Linked DNA regions of Homo sapiens: region 1 is linked to region 2. Evidence: chromatin loops called from intact Hi-C (ENCODE). Cell type or tissue: OCI-LY7. All regions are shown on one strand. Links, peaks and the distances in the headings refer to the core of each region. The heading gives the core; the rest is flanking DNA. Region 1 overlaps SOBP (sine oculis binding protein homolog). Region 2 overlaps SOBP (sine oculis binding protein homolog).

Evidence for each region. Hi-C counts contacts between places; a loop is a spot of excess contacts. Peaks named below come from ENCODE experiments on the same cell type or tissue, not always from the same donor. Only the 100,000 strongest peaks of a DNase experiment are listed, where the experiment ranks them.
Region 1: a loop joins it to region 2, with 2.4 times the contacts of the local background. A loop is called at or near these places in 3 of 110 quality-filtered maps.

Annotation. Positions count from the first base shown.
Region 1 is chr6:107,545,940-107,554,273 of GRCh38, reverse strand. All of the region lies in intron 4 of SOBP (sine oculis binding protein homolog), which reads right to left. Among named protein-coding and RNA genes, the nearest start is that of SOBP, 60 kb to the right of the region's middle. In OCI-LY7, for the core only: CTCF peaks have their summits at 2,883 and 3,106; DNase peaks (open chromatin) are centred at 3,153, 3,633 and 4,193; H3K4me3 peaks cover 1,898 bases; H3K27ac peaks cover 2,515 bases.
Region 2 is chr6:107,615,164-107,623,497 of GRCh38, reverse strand. All of the region lies in intron 5 of SOBP (sine oculis binding protein homolog), which reads right to left. Among named protein-coding and RNA genes, the nearest start is that of SOBP, 130 kb to the right of the region's middle. In OCI-LY7, for the core only: no CTCF peak of the experiment used is centred there; DNase peaks (open chromatin) are centred at 4,607, 5,337, 7,167, 7,527 and 1 weaker place; H3K4me3 peaks cover 4,655 bases; H3K27ac peaks cover 6,091 bases.

The DNA of each region.
Region 1 (8,334 bases), core at 8-8,007, 69 kb after region 2:
ACTGGACAAACTGCAGAAAAACTCTGTCACTTGTTTCTCAAGGCCTACATCCTGGAAGGAGCATCATCTCTAGCTCTCAGGCCAAATGCCCTTTTCCCTAATACTGTAAAGTTTATTACTGGAGGGTTACTCAAAAAATCTGCTGGGAGGCATACCAGGCAGTACAAGTCAAACCCCAGTCTGGCCACGCTGTCCCTCATGCTGGTGGATTTACAGCTCACCTCCACCTGTCCCAACCTCCATTCTAGGCTGCACATGTCAGAAAACCTTCCATCTTCTATCTCTGGCTTAAGGGAAGAAACCTTGTTTGTAGAAGAGAAGATGGGAGCTGAATTCTCTCATGTCTAATGCATGTTACATTATATAGAACTCTAAACCAGAATTCAAAAAGCCCACACCTGAGGCAGGCAGATGACCTGAGACCAGGAGTTCAAGACCAGTCTGGCCAACACAGCAAAACCTCGTCTCTACTAAAAGTACAAAAAATTGGCCAGGCACAGTGGCTCACACCTGTAATCCCAGCACTTTGGGAGGCCAAGGCGGGTGGATCACGAGGTCAGGAGTTCAAGACCAGCCTGGCCAAGATGGTGAAACCCTGTCTCTACTAAAAATACAAAAAAATTAGCCAGGCATGGTGGCGGGCGCCTATAATCCCAGCTACTTGGGAGGCTGAGGCAGAGAATCGCTTGAACTGGGGAGGCGGAGGTTGCAGTAAGCCGAGACCACTGCACTCCAGCCTGGGCGACAGAGGGAGACTCCATCTCAAAAAAAAAAAAAATTAGCCAGGTGTAGTGGCGTGCACCTGTAGTCCCAGCTACTTGGGACGCTGAGGCAGGAGAATCACTTGAGCCCAGGAGGCAGAGGTTGCAGTGAGCCGAGATCGTGCCACTGCACTCAGGCCTGGGCGACACAGTGAGACTCTGTCTCAAAATAAATAAATAAATAAATAAATAAATAAATAAATAAATAAATAAAATAATAATAAGCCCGTGAGTGGATTTCAGAAAGTCCATGAACCCCATGAAATTATGTGTGAAATTCTCTGTGCATGTGTATTCCCTGGAGACAGACTCCAATCTGAAGCTTTCTTCAGATTATCAAAGAAGGCCATGATTCAAACAGTTAAACTCCCAGCTCAGATAGTTTCCTTTTTCTTTTTTATTATTTATTTATTTATTTCAATAGGTTTTTGGGGAACAGGTGGTGTTTGGTTACATGAATAAGTTCTCAGGTTTATTCTCCACTCCACACCCACCCCATCTCTAATCTGGCTTTAAGTACCAAACTATTTAAATGGGGAAGCCTTAGCTATTATGTCTTCATCAGTCTACTATTTATTTATTTATTCATGGAGACAGGGTCTCACACTGTCTCCCAGGCTGGAGTACAGTGGTGTGATCATAGCTCACTGCAGTTTCTAACTCCTGGGTTCAAGTGATCCTCCCTGCTCAGCCTCCTAAGTAACTAGAACTACAGGTACACACCACCACCCCTGATCAGTGGCTGACTTTAAAATAGAGTCAGCCACTCTTTCTACTTGGTAGCCAAGATGTTCTCCCATCAACTCCCCTGATGTTGGCCAATCCTTGTGAAGGATGTGCCTCGTGCCATGGTTAACAACACAGCTATGTGGAACAGGCCTGGAATTCATCTCATTTGACTGGAATGGAGAAGACCAGGCTGAACATGGTGAGTGTCTATCCCTCCATTCAACTCCTCCTCCCCTTTGGTCCAGGCTCAGAATGACAGTGAGAAGCTTCTTGGGAGGCTGCCCCTCCTCATTGTCTGGTCTTCCTCCACTCCCCTGGCTTTCCCACCCTTGGTCCTCCCCAACAACTCACCTCTGACTTCCTTTGCTTCATTTTCACCTGATACAACAGCTTCATATAGCACAGCTTAAAATTTGAGCATTCCCTTTTACTATCTGATCAATACACACATCACCTGCAGTTCTCCATCAAGACAAATGCATACTTAAATTATAAATGGAGGAGCCACTGGCCATTTTGTGATAAATATAACTCTGCTAAGAGAGCCCACAATGAAAGTTGAGCATAACTGATCATAGCTCGGTTTAACTTGGTGAAATTGCAGAGTTAAGGTCAAAGAGAATCCATCCAACGGTGAGAAATTGAAGGCCCCCAACCTACCATGATAATGACATTTCATACCAATATACCTATTTACCTACTATTTTCAAGCTTCTCAGCTCATCAGTAAGTCCCAATCAACAATTTTTTTGTTGTTGTTGTTGAGATGGAGTCTTGCTCTGATGCCCAGGCTGGAGTGCAGTGGTGCGATCTCAGCTCACTGAAACCTCCACCTCCTGGGTTCAAGCGATTCTCCTGCCTCAGCCTCCCAAGTAGCTGGGATTACAGGTGTGCACCACCATGCCCAGCTAATTTTTGTATATTTAGTAGAGATGAGGTTTCACCATGTTGTTGAGGCTGGTATCGAACTCCTGACCCCAAGTGATCCACCTGCTTCAGCCTCCCAAAGTGCTGGGATTACAGGCATGAGCCACTGCGCCCAGCCCCAATCAACAATTTTTTAAATGAAATAAAACAGAAAATATCAGAGTGGATCACACAGGAAAATAAGTATGGTATTATTTCATGAAATTTTTATTTCAGTTTTAAATACATATGCCCTGTTTTGCGTATTCTAAAACCCAGATATTTTTCACATTTTAACACTTCTGAAATCATGATTCATTTTGCCCTTGTTTTTAGCCAGGTTGTAGCTGTGACATAATTGTATGAAAATCTTCATTGATACCTTCTGGCAAAATCAAGAAAACGCCATCATCAAAGTGACTTAGATTCTGTGAAACTGGTTATGAGTTTGTGTGTGTGTGCGTACTAAATTATAAAACAAATTTTTTACTACTGGTTCATAATAAATAAAAGCTTGAAAAATAGCATACTAAGCCATTTTACAAAGTTATTATGTACACTTACTAAACACTGATATTCTAATCATAAAGGAGACCAGTTTCTATTGCTCTTCAGGCAACTGCAATTACAGCCTCCTCTTGTTACTGAGTTTAGAAACTTCATCAGAGCTGATATATCTGTTGTGGTAACCACCCCCCGCCACTAGATGTGTGGCCCCTGCAAGTCACTTAACTTCTCAGGGCCACAGTTTTCTCGGCCGTAGGAGGAGGATGTTGGAGAAGTTTTCTACCACCACTTTAAGGTTGCACAGTTCAGGAAATGTGCAGACACATATTAAACTCTTCACGTGCCTGTCAGTCTCTGCATTACTTTATCCATGAGCCCTGAGCCCTGTCTGTTAGATTCTCTGCTTCTTTGCCTCCTTTATCTCCTGAAGACTTCTTCATAAAACATCCCAAGGGCAAAATGATGTCAAAAATCCATTTTTTAAGTTATGTAGTATTGTTTCAAGCATTCCTACAAAGTCCGTGATATTTTAAAATGTTAAAGCACAACATGGGAATGACAGTAAGGGTTATGCATTGGTTTTTTAATGTGTGACATGTGGCGCTCTCATTCCTGACTCACATCTTTTTTGAGCCTCACCGTCCTTTTTTCTATCCATCCCATTTCCTGAATCTATATTTTGGTCTCTAAATTAGCATGTGCTCACTCATGCATAGAGCCTGGCCTCTGGGCTGGGTAAGTCACCCTGTGGTGCCCGGGTTCTTCTTACCCGCATCAGTTCCAGCATGCCTCACATCATGTCATTTGTTTACTGGTTGCTCTCCCCATTCAACTGTGAGAGCCTCAGAGGCAAGGACCTCTCTTTATTTATCTTTGTATCCCCAGCCACAGAACAATGCCCTTCATACTGCGGATGCTCAATATTGCTTGTTGAATAAATGCGTAAGTGGATAAATGTGTGGCGTGAAGTCAACTTCCACACAAGCACAGGACAATTCACACGCTCAAACAGACACTCTTCTGAGCAGAAACCACGTCTCAGATGTCTAATTTCCACGGCACCCAGCCCTGAGACAAGTTCCATCCTCTGAGGACCTCACTGAGTTGCAGATTCATGTGCTTGTTTTACAGACACCAGTCTGTACCCAAATATGCATTCTTATGCTTCTCTCTGGCCTTTCACTACCCACACTATTCCAGTATCCTGGTCCAAGCCGAGTGTGGGTCAACTGTTCCTGTTAGCAGCTGCCCTGCAAGGGGGCTGAGTGACAGAAAGGATTATTTCAGCTTTAGGACTCAAGACCAAAATGGAAGCTGCCAACTTCCTTCCTGTCCCCACTGGCCTTCCAGGTGTGGAGAGGAGGGACCCCATGGGTGCCAGGCTTCCCAGGAATGAGTAAGGCCCATCTCTCCATGTCTCCTCCCATGCACAGCTGGGTTAGAGTAACATGACCATACCTTACCAGGCCCCTGGACATCCCTGGAGAGTGCAGGTGATAGGGGTTAACTATCACGGTTGTTTTGACATAGGTTTTCTCCAGTACATCACCCCATCTCCCTACACACATAGGGAGAAAGAAATTGAGGTCTATATCACCTTTACTTGCCCCTGATCAAATATTTAGCCAAATATCTAGGCCATGGAACATCAAACATCTCCTTATCCAGAGCTGAATTATATGATCATAAAAAATTAAAAATTAACTGATACTTACTAAGTACTAAATGACTACATTAGAAATGTAAAAAAAAAATGAGCAAAAGGGCTTGAATGAGGAGGGGAGCTGTACTTCTGGGGGAAAGGAAATATAAAGTTCTAACTCCATTTACTCTGGGGCACTTTAACTTTCTTCTTTCATCGCATTTAATGCAAAATGACACCCTAAATGAAACCCCATAAGGCATCTAGGGTTTTTTTTTTCCTGAGTTTCTATTTAATTCTGGTTATTTTGATTTAAGCTTCTATAATCAATTTGTGCTTCAATAATACAAATAACTTCCATGAGCTCCACCCCAGTATAGGGCTTGGGAGTATGCCTCTTTATAATTAATTCTCTGGATTTATCTGTTTTTTTTTGTTGTTGTTGTTTGTTTGTTTGTTTTTGAGATGAAGTCTCGCTCTGTTGCCCAGATTGGAGTGCTGTGGTGCGATCTTGGCTCCCTGCAAGCTCCGCCTCCCGGGTTCATGCCATTCTCCTGCCTCAGCTTCCCGAGTAGCTGGGACTACAGGCACCTGCCATCATGCCCAGCTAATTTTTTTGTATTTTTAGTAGAGACAGGGTTTAACCATGTTAGCCAGATGGTCTCGATCTCCTGAACTCATGATCTGCCCGCCTCGGCCCCCCAAAGTGCTGGGATTACAGGCTTGAGCCACTGCGCCCGGCCGGTTTATCTGTTTTTAATTCAATTTATTTATTTATTTATTTATTTTTTAGAAATAAGGTCTTGCTCTGTCACCCAGGCTGGAGTGCAGTAGCACAATCACAGCTCACTGCAACCTCAAACTCCTGGCTCAAACAATTCTCCTACCTCAGCCTCCCTAGCAGCTGAGACTACAGGTGTTCACCATCACACCTGGGTGATTTTTTTTATATTTTGTAGAAACAGAGTCTTGCTATGTTGTCCAGGCTGGTCACGAACTCCTGGCCTCAAGTGATCCTCCCACCTCAGCCTCCCAAAGTGCTGGTGTTACAGATGTGAGCCTCTGCACCCAGCCCTTAATTCACTATTTAAGTCAACTTTGATTGTGCTGAAATTTGGGAGGTCAATATTCTTTTCTACTTATTAAACAATTCATGATAAAGAACGTTGAAAATTATATTATAGGTTGGCTGGGCGCGGTGGCTCACGCCTGTAATCCCAGCACTTTGGGAGGCCAAGGCGGGCGCATCACGAGGTCAGGAGATGGAGACCATCCTGGCTAACACAATGAAACCCTGTCTCTACTAAAAATACAAAAAATTAGCCAGGCATGGTGGCGGGCGCCTGTAGTCCCAGCTGCTCGGGAGGCTGAGGCAGGAACCCAGGAGGTGGAACTTGCAGTGAGCCAAGATCACGCCACTGCACTCCAGCGTGGGCAACAGAGCAAGACTCTGTCTCAAAAAAAAAAAAACAAAAAGAAAACAGAAAAAGAAAATTATATTATTGGTACATGGTTTTCTCTGGTGCCAGTAGGCCATGAGATTGGGGATTCCTTTTGTTGTTGTTGGTAAGCAGTATTGACTTGATGTCAGATTTGAAGTTCTATTAGATTTACAGCAGTGGTGTCTGCTCCTTTACATTTGATTCACAAATCCCTCATACTCAATGAACTCTCAATGGTACCACTTTAACTAGAAGTAAAAAGTCATCAAACTAAATCATGGGACTGGGTTGTAAGTCTACCTTCTCTCCCTTCCATTCACCTGCAGTAGTCTAAATCACTCCTTCCCTGAAGCATGCCTTATCAGCTGTGCAGTGCAATAGAAGGGGGAAAATGTTTTCCCAACCCAGAAACCCATCAACTTGGACCCCGAAGCATGACATCTGAACACTTAACTGCAAGACCAGGAACAGCTCACAACTACTATCCATGATCATTAACAACCTGCTTGCATTTCCAGGGCTGCCTCCGTGGATTAATGTATGTACTATGTATTAAACCATCTGCCATGGAGTCTGACCTAGTCTTTCCCCATTGTGGCCAACTGCAAAGGTTACCCCTGAGTGTTAAGAGGCTGAGTACATTTTGATTACATTTACATTTACCAATTCTTTAGTTTTATTATTAGTTCTTTTGTCCTCAACAATATACCTTTTCAGGCTTTTGTATCCCATATTTGTATAGCCTGCAGTATAATAAAAACACATTTAATCCTCTGTGTCAACTCTTTTAAAGTTCAGCGTTAGCCTTTTATAAAAATCAGGTTCAAGAAGAATGAACTACACATTTCCTGTGAGAAGGGACATAGCTTGATTATCAGCATATTGTTTGACGTACTTTTGTCTGCTTTTAAAAATTGTCTTTAATGCAGTCAAACATTTAAACGTTAATTTTTTTACTCTAGGCAGGTAACACAATGAGCCCCCTACAGATGGGACCAAGTTCTCCTCTCTGGGGATGCTGAGAGTCAGCCCATATCAGGGACGTGAGGATTAAAACGTTTTGTTCCCTTGTGCTCGCTGATGGCTGAGTGAATGGAATTGCATCTGATGTCAGGTTACCTCATTATATGTATATATTTGTAAGGGTTTCTTTTTGGGCGGAGGGTAATTCTCTGTGGTTTTTCAAATGAAAGCAACTAAGAGAAAGTAGTGAATGCTACCTCCTTCCTGTCATCTACTGCCAAATAAGCCATCAGTATTACCAAGTGACACTACTCCTAATATAAACCCCTGGGATGGTACACTATTAATTTCTCTACCCTGAGGAATATCATCCACTCCTTCCCCAGGTTCTTAATCCAAGGCTGGGCTTTATTCCTTGTCTTCAGTTGTTTATGTTCCTCAAGGGTCTCTTCAGGAGGAGTCAGCCAAACTCTAAATGAATTACTTGGATTTTTGAAAATCCAAACAACTTACCTTACTTTTTTGCAAGGCTATATTTGGTCATTTTTATTTAGGTTTGTATCAAATGCTAACTCAAGACATAAATACTGTTTTTTGTTTGTTTGTTTTGTTTTTCTCAAAGGAGCCTCCTCAAATAGTGACCCTGCAAACTTTGTACTGTTCTGTCATTCCTTAGAGTCTGGCTTTTCTCAAAATTATGATAATGGACACTCACCCATTTCAAATCCAGAGGCTTTCTGTGTGCACATGAGTGCAGGCGCCAGCATGCTCATGGGAAGATACCTGGAGGACTGCATCCAGGATGCAGCAAAGCAGACCCTTGAGAGAGGCTGGATGCCCTTGCACCCCAGTGACTTCTCCACTCTCAAGTATACGTGCTATTTTTAATGCTATCAGCAACATCATACTTTATTTCCTTCATATGTTTTGGACCCTCTGATTTACAGCACTTAAGCTTCTCAAATTTGCTTCAACTGATTTTCCTTAAAGATTCAAACCACTGTTTAAGTTGCAAAAAATCCTTATAAAACCTGCTCTACATCACAGATTGATACAGGACAGGGAAGCTACTCCCAATTGCCCATATACGGCATCTTTCTCTTACACTGCTTCCTAAGGTCCTTGGAGCACAGCTTCTGATATCCAATGTCCATGCGTACAGTCTTCACTATTTTTGGTTGCTTTCCGAAATGTCATCTGTGTGCCCTCTCCATTTCCCATTGGTCTTTAATACGTCTTCCAAATTTCCTGAGACGGATTTTTTACTTTCTAAAGGATGCCTTTTTAGTACTAATAAAACTTTCATACTTGTCTGCTTAATCACGCCAGCTTTACTGTCCCCTTTTTCCTTTTTGTTTTTGGCTCAGAGGTATATGAACCATCT
Region 2 (8,334 bases), core at 89-8,088:
TCTTTATGGTATTCCCTACTCTTTGCAGTGTAGAGAACATTCTCTTTACGGAGACAATGGAAACCAAATAAAATTTGCCGAGCCCTGCCTTTTCATCCTCTTTTGTTAAATATTACATGACTTGCTCTAAATACGGATCTATCCACTTCTACTTCTTTTTCCTTCTATGAACATAGCGTTACTAGCTCCTTTTATTAACTTGGGCATTCCCCTAAGGGTTCAGCTCCTTTTGCAGCCTAGCCTTCCTGATCTAATTTCATTTTCAGAACTTTACACAAAGCCCCAAATAACTCCCCAAATGCACTGAGCCTCTGATTGTCGGACCAAATCCACCTTTCCTTGGCACTTCAAAAAAATCTGCTTTTCTAAACTCCAGGGAATGTGGCTGATCATATCCAGCATTCTCCCCCTCTGCTATCACGTATTCCAAGATAGTGCCACTTCCCCACTCCAGCCACATTCCAAGTAGCTCTACCCTAGATTAATCAGATGGTGGTCAAAGTAGGATTCCCTTCACTGCTCCTCCACCTTCTCATAACTCTTCACAGGGCATGGGGGGGAATTATTAACTGCTCTGTTTTGAAGAGAATAATATTTTTAGTAGATAACAAGATAAATTATCCCATATCTTGCTTCTTTGCTAATTAATGTATTTTTTAAATGTCTGCTCCATATTTTATACTAAATATCCCCACATTATTCTTTTGATGCTTCCTTTTATATTCCTAAAATTCCTGTCTTGCATTTCCCCCTCAAGAGTGTCAACTGCTATACAAGGATATATTTTCAAGCATTTTACCTACCTATTAGATATGTCTGTGGGGTGTGTCATTTTATATTTTAGTTCTCTGTGTTAGCTCTAGTCTAGGCACAAGACACTGCCAAGTCTCAGTGGGATCTCTGAGACTGTTTTCACCTTTTTGTGCCCATAAGCCAGGGCAACTTGGTCCTTCCCATTCTCTGCATTGGCAGAGAGACTTTGGAAGTCAATTGTTTGTTCCTGCTAATGTCTTTGTTTACTCTTGAGAAGAACTGGCTCTTCTCCACAATCGCATCTCTTCTTGTATCATCCCAGCTGCCTTTATCATGTCCAGTTTTCAAGTTTATTGGGATAGTTGTTGCCTCTGCTAGCCACCTAATAGTTGAAAGTTTTCTTGATGAGATTAAATCTGTAAATACATTCTTCCCAATTTTCAATCAGTGCCTCAGGCTTTGATTCCATTTGGCTCAGAAGACCCACATGCTGCCCACTCTGCAACTTTGGGTCCTGCTCCTGTGCCCTCTGGCACCCCGTCTACCTTCAAGAGCTGCTGGGAGGATCAAAACAAATAGTGCAAATGGAAGCATTCTAAAAAATAAAAAGTGCTGCATAAATACAGATGTTTTTACGTATTATTACAAAGGTAAGGTAACACATTTTCCTATTTAGAAAAACAGGGCCAACTGTTTTACCTATACTCTACTCTTACTTACCCTTTATTCTGTTAAATCTGTTATTTTAAAAAAAGAGAGGGAGAAAAATACCCTACTACAAATTTTCCTCTGATGTGTACTTCAAAGTAAAAAGCACACTGCAAAAATAAAACCCAGAAACCCAAACCAACAAAACACTTGACCCCCAAATTCTTTACTATGCTTCTAATGGTTTGTGGAGTGTTTGACAGCAATATAATTGCAATAATGAGGAGGTTTTTGGGCCAGGCTGTGGTCTTAAGCTCACTATGGATGTTTTAGCCCTAGGCTCAGCTTCAGGCCAGCACCAGTCACCCGGGCCAGAGTTACCAATGGAATCCCTTATGCTCTGTCACACACAAATGTGACATTTATGGCATCTGGTATATAATGCTGCAAATTCAAAAGGCTCCGTGTGTTGGGCTCATGAACCTGGGGAGAAGGAATAATTTGGATTGCCTATCGTCTTTTTTAGTTAATTAAAACCTGTGTGAGAGTGACTGCTTAGTGGCAATTTCCTAGATACGTGGGAGGGATGTGCTGGACTGCTTCTGATTTCTTTGGATATCCACACTGGTTCCTTTGTCTCTGAAAAGCTTATTTCCTGTTTGTGGACTGCTGATTTGCCTAGTTCTTTTCTGTCTTTGTTCTGTGAATTTAGCCATCCTGCTGTGCTAACTACCTGGTTGAAAACCAATGCTCAACAAATACTGGATTCTCCACTAAGGATCCCTCTTACAACTCCATCCTCATCAGCGAATCCTGGGTTCGCCCAACTGAATCTCCTCATCCAGGCCAAATGCCTGAACTGTTAAATGGTGTGAACCAAGACAACCCGGGACACAGATAGGTATTCATATATATTTAAACACACCTGTTATTTATATAGCTCCTTTCCTCCAATAAATTCAAGTGGCTCAATAGTACTATCATAATATCACTCACCAGAAATCTGTAAACAGACAAGCAGCCAGATAACATACCTTATTTTAGAGCTAAGTAAATTAAGACTAGCAACAATTACATATCAGTTGTCAGTATTTGGGTAGAAACCCCCATTTCCTAACCTCTGTATGACTAATGACATCATTCTTTGGCCTACTCTGAAGGAGGAAATGAGATGCAGAAGAAAACTGTACTGCCATCTGACCCTTCATACAACTGGACTCTTGGCTCCCGGGTAAGAGGAGAAATGAGCATAACAGAGCTGCCTAATTCAAACAGCCTGCATAACATGCCCTGGATCTGGTGAGACACAGAAAAAAGAAATATGGTGGATGCTCTAAATATGTGAGGGCGGGCCTTTCTTTCAGTGCTTAGTATCTAAGAGTGAAATAAAAGGTGTTACTGGGTATTTCCTGCTGTATCAAGGCATGCCTTTGATACAGATTGGCATGTTCCAAAAGTGGGCAGGAACAGGAGAGGGAACAAAGAGGAGGAGGAAAAGAACTGTGTGCTAACTACTTCTGTATCAGAACAGAGCCCATGAGATGCTGGTGTCTGCTGTGGTCATGGCCCTGCTGTCTCATTGGCTGTAGCTGCCTGGACCCAAAGACACCTGAAGATGTTGGTGTGGGCTCTGCCTAAGAGGGACAGAGCAACTCAATGGACCAATTAGATGTTCTTATTTGGGAAGTTTGGAATCAATATAATGCCAAGAGACTAAATAGTGGTGGAGAGAGTGGTCATAGGAATAAAGCCAGAGGACCACAGAGGAGAGAGGCAATGTGCAGAAACCACAGGGAAGCATAGGTCACAAATTAGAGAGTGGGGAGAAGGGAGCTGGAAGTGGATGGAGTAGAAGCCAAACTGCAGGGAACTGCAAATCTTTAACGGCCTCGTGCTAAATCAGGAAGCAAGGATGCCTGCTCCTTGGGAGCAGTAAGGCAGTCCAGTGGCTCAGTTATTAGCACTGTGGGACCATTCACTGCCAGCACAATTGCTCAGACACCACAGGGATGAGTGGCAATGGCTATTCCCACCTTTCTGATTTCCCTGGGCTTCTTTATGGCAAGCTTCCATAACTTTAGGAAGACCAAAAGTCTCACCCAGCTTGACAGACTTTCTCAGATTTAATCCTTACCATAACCTTCCAGGTATTACCCTCTGCTAAAAAAAATGAGGAAAATCTAGGAAGGGGCAGTGACTTCAAGGTCCCTGCCTAATCCCGTAATACTCCCTCCTGGTGGTTAATGACCCTGTATCTTGCTATGGGTGTGGCGTACCCAGGACAGCCTCAGTCTGGGTGGACCTACTCAAATCCAAGGGCTGGGAGGCCTTGTCTTCTGCTGGTGCAAAAGCATAAAGTTTACACCAGGACATGCCTCTTATAGAAGCCTGCATACACCTGCACTACTATTTCTGAGGGTCTCCATAGAAAGGAAATATGAATACTCTCTCAGGTTCTTGTCTATTCCTAAACCCATTCCAACTGCCCCCCACCCCACCGACCCTACCACTGACCAATATGCCCCAACTCTCTATTTCCTAAAGTATATGCTGAGAAACACTAGATCCACCAATAAATGCTCTGTCCCCCAAAAAGGATCCCATGGCCCAATAAGCTTGGGAAATGTTGCATATTCTATGCTCTTCTTTGGAGGTTCTCAGTGCAGGCTGCCATGCCTGAGCCTCTGAGGAGATCTGCAGAAAAGAAACATACTTAAACTTCATTCATCCAGAGTTTCCCCAGCTTTTCAAAAACAGAACTCTTTTATTTTTAAAGTAGGCTTCTATAGGAAAACACTTTGAAAAATGCTACCTTAATCACTTGGATGCATAAGATGGGGCCAGGAAACCTAAGCCTTATCATGTTTTCTTTAATTAAAGCTTTCTTTTGTGGTACTGGGCCTGGATCTCATGGCACCTTTACACCCCAGAACCCCATCCTGCACATGATAAGGGTTCAGGATGCAATTACCAGTTGTAACTGAACTGCAGGAGAAGGTGAAGGTGATTCCTACACATGGGCCCCTCCGCATGTTAACAGGCTCTGTCCAGAAATCAACGTTACTCGTCCCCTTGTGGCACTTTTCTCAGCCTCAGTGCTCCCCCGCCCCTGCTCACCTCTAATCAGCTTCCTGTGCTCACTGAGGCCTAGACCCTATTACATTTCACCTTGTGGTTTCAGCTTCTGCAGTCACTACAAACTCAATTTCTGTCCTCTCAGTTCTAGTTACCCTACGCAGCCCACAAGCCCGACAGGATGTCATGAATACCAGTACCTATGGCGTGACCTTCCAAACCCCGAGGCTTCACCCAAGAGCATTTTAGGTCACACAGCTGCATTTTCTGCATGACAGATGAATTCCTGAGCATTACATGAGAAAGGGGCCACAACTGAGCAGCCTCTTCACGTGCACTTAAACCAAACAACAACAAATGGCATATCGCTATTTTTTGTATTTATACACAAAGGACTGTCCTTAACTGTCATGCTAAATAAAAACATAAAATCAAGAAAACTACTTCAAACAGCCTTGCTGGCACACTGATTTTGAACTAAATCCCATTGGTCTATGGATGAGGGTTTATTCTAGTCATGTTGATCATTTTATCTCTTCCTTTGGCCATTCTCTGCCACAGGCCTCTGCGCAAATTCAGCCTTATCCAGAGTAAGTGACACATATGTCCTAAAGGGCCAAAGAACTATGGTCTCAAGAGGAGAATGGGTGATCAGCTACCCCTAGACTAAGTAAACTCTTCTAACCAGACAAATACTTCATGGCCTAATAAACCCAAAGGAACTATGAATGCCCTTAATACTATGATTTCTGGAAGGTCACCTAACTTTCCTGAATTGTACCAGTTAGAAGTTATGCAAATTCTTCTCTATTGTCCTGTTCACACTGTACAGTCATTTACCCATTAATTTGACTAAAAAGGGCTGCAACAATTATGTAATAAGAAGGCATACGGGCCGCGCACGGTGGCTCACACCTGTAATCCCAGTATTTTAAGAGGCTGAGGCGGGCGCATCACCTGAGGTCAGGAGTTCAAGACCAGCCTGGCCTATATGGTGAAACCCCATCTCTACTATAAATACAAAAAATTAGCTTGGCTTGGTGGCGGGTGCCTGTAGTCCCAGCTACTTGGGAGGCTGAGGCAAGAGAACTGCTTGAACCCAGGAGGTAGATGTTGCAGTGAGCTGAGATCGTGCCACTGCACTCCAGCCTGTGCGACAGAGAGACTCCGTCTCAGAAAAAAAAAAAAAAAAAAAAAAAAAGGAGTCATACAACAACCCAAGCTGCCCACATCTGTGTTGCCAGGCACTTTAAGAGAGAGCATGGGCTTGGCCCTGGGATGATCAAATCAAGCTGTGGGGTGGGCAGGCTCCCCAGCTAATTGAGCTTCTTTGCTGAACACCAGTGAGATGTGAGAGATGAGTTTGGATTGGAATTCCATTATGGGTTTTCAATAATTAAACATTACATGTTTGGAACCTCATTCTTCTGTATTACTTTTTAAATATTAATCTATTTACATCAGCTGGACTTCCTGCAGCTTGATACGCAGTAAACGGGAGTCACACTGAGAAAGACAACTGTGTTCTTAGCTTAAGACATCTTTGATGATCACCAACAGTAAAGGCGACACAAACCCTCTGTTCAACCCAACCCTGTATAATAATTACCCTGCCTTTTAGAGGGTGGCTGGTTCCACTTTTTTCAGCACACTCACACATTCCTCATGACTACACTGACTTTCCAAATTAGCAAGAATCCAAATTAATCTTATCTCGAGAGTTTTATAATGCCCCTTAAGACCACTGGGGCACGCTGCCCTCTTTAGAAGCGGGGTTAGAAAATGGATGTGGAAGGTATGTGAGGGTTTCCTTGGAGATAACCCCACACTGCAGTGACACTCCAGCATAAAATTCAAAAGCCAGCGCACACATCAAAACCTCATTAAGGGATCACCTGTTTTATACCATGCCTGCATGCTGTTAGGACTTTAGGTGTGCGGGTGAACCCTGCTGCTCTGAAGCCTTCCCTGCCTCCTCCCATTTCATCATGCCTGGCAGACGCTCGAGCAGCAGCCCAGCAACTGCCCGGGAGCCCCTGTCTGCTGCCTGTTCATCCTCTCTCACCACAAACACACGGCACCCTGAGGACACAGAGGCCCTCCCCATGCCTGGATGCAAATGGCACTGCCCAAGAAGACAGCCTGAGGCCAGACTTCAATGGAATAGGGATTCTAGGCCAGGCAAGACAGCCAAGGGCTGTCTAAATCAAAGGACTGGGCCAACCGTCGCTGTGAGTGTCCGCTGCTTCGGAGATTACAGCCCCCACTGTTTCTGCAGTCAAAGTAATCATCAGACCCGAATCCACGCTCGGCCCCTCGCAGAGAGCGCCATAGAACCCTCTCCGATTTGCTTTCAATTTAAGAATTTTATTCCCTTTTAAGACAAAGCGAGCAGTGCAGACCAGCCATATTACAAGGCTATTTTAAAGAGCAAAACACCATTTAACTTAATACAAAAAGATGTAAGATTCAAAGTGGAAAATTACAAGGGAGCTACCCCAGTAATAGAAAAGTCCCCAGCTGTCTACCCTTGTGACCAGAGAGGAAGCTAGATGTACTGAAAGTCCCAAGAAAATCTTCCCAGATTTTAGTATCTTGTTCTATTGTTTTACTTTTCAGTGCTATCAATGGCATATGCAAAATACCTGAATGCAAATGTCTGTTCTTAGTCTCAGAAGGGAGCCTGGGTCCGTGCATACCATCCAGGCAATGCATGGTGCCATCAGGGCTGGTCCAGGAAAGCTAAAGTCCTAAAGCTGTGACTGGTGGTCCCAGGATGCTAAGTGTCTCCTTCCCCATGGGAGAGGTGGCTGTACTAGACTTTGCAAAGGACAAGTAGATCCCAAGAGTGCACAGGAAAGGCTCCAGAGGGAAAGAAAAGCTCCTGATTTATTAGAGACTCCACAATGGCTGAAGCCGCCCCCCCGCCCCCCCCCCACCCCCCTTCCTCAATGAGTAGGCATCCTTTTTTTTTCTTTTTTTTTTCTTTTTTTTGCCCAGAGACAGAGTCTCGCCCTGTCACCCCAGGCTGGAGTGCAGTGGTATGATCCTAGCTCGCTGCAGCCTTGATCTCCTGGGCTCAAGTGATGCTCCAACCCCAGCCTCTTGAGTAGCTGGGACTACAGGTATACACCACCATGCCTGGATAATTTATAAATTTTTTTTTAGAGACAAGGTCTCACTCTGTTGCCCAGGCTGGTCTCTAACTAGTCATCTTCTTTTAACCCAGAGTTTCAAAATCCTTTCCCGTCCATAACTGGAATTGATTAAATTTTGCCTCCTCTTCCTGCTCTCCAGAGGCAGAACTAACAAGCAGAAATCAGCCTGCCCAACCTCAGGGCAGGTAGGAACTCTCCCCAGATTCTCACAATCAGATTTTTCCCTTGGGGAACACACCATCCTTTGAATAATTCCTGGTCTGAACAAAAAACCAAGCACATTCTATAGGTAGACAGAAGTAATTCAGAAGGGGACTGCCCACTGAGCTTTTCACATTTACAAGACAGACTAGGGGCAGGTGAGGGACAAAGTGAAGCCCTCTCATTTTGCCCCATACCCAAAGGCTGTCGTTTCCTCAAGATTATCTCAGCCTTTGTCCCTCTGATTTCCAAGTGACTTGGAAAACAGAGTAATAATCCCTAGAAAATACCTAAAAGCTTAATAAATCTATTGCTTGGAAGTACCCCACTAATATTCAGTCTAAATCTTTCTTTCCTTAATTTTATTTCATTACTCCTACCCTAATTATACCCCTTGTTCTGAGCTAAATAAATTCCTTCCTTCCTCTGTGTTTATGTCCTTCAAATGTCTGAAGACCATGATCATGCCGACCACCCAAATCCTCAAACCTCACTAATG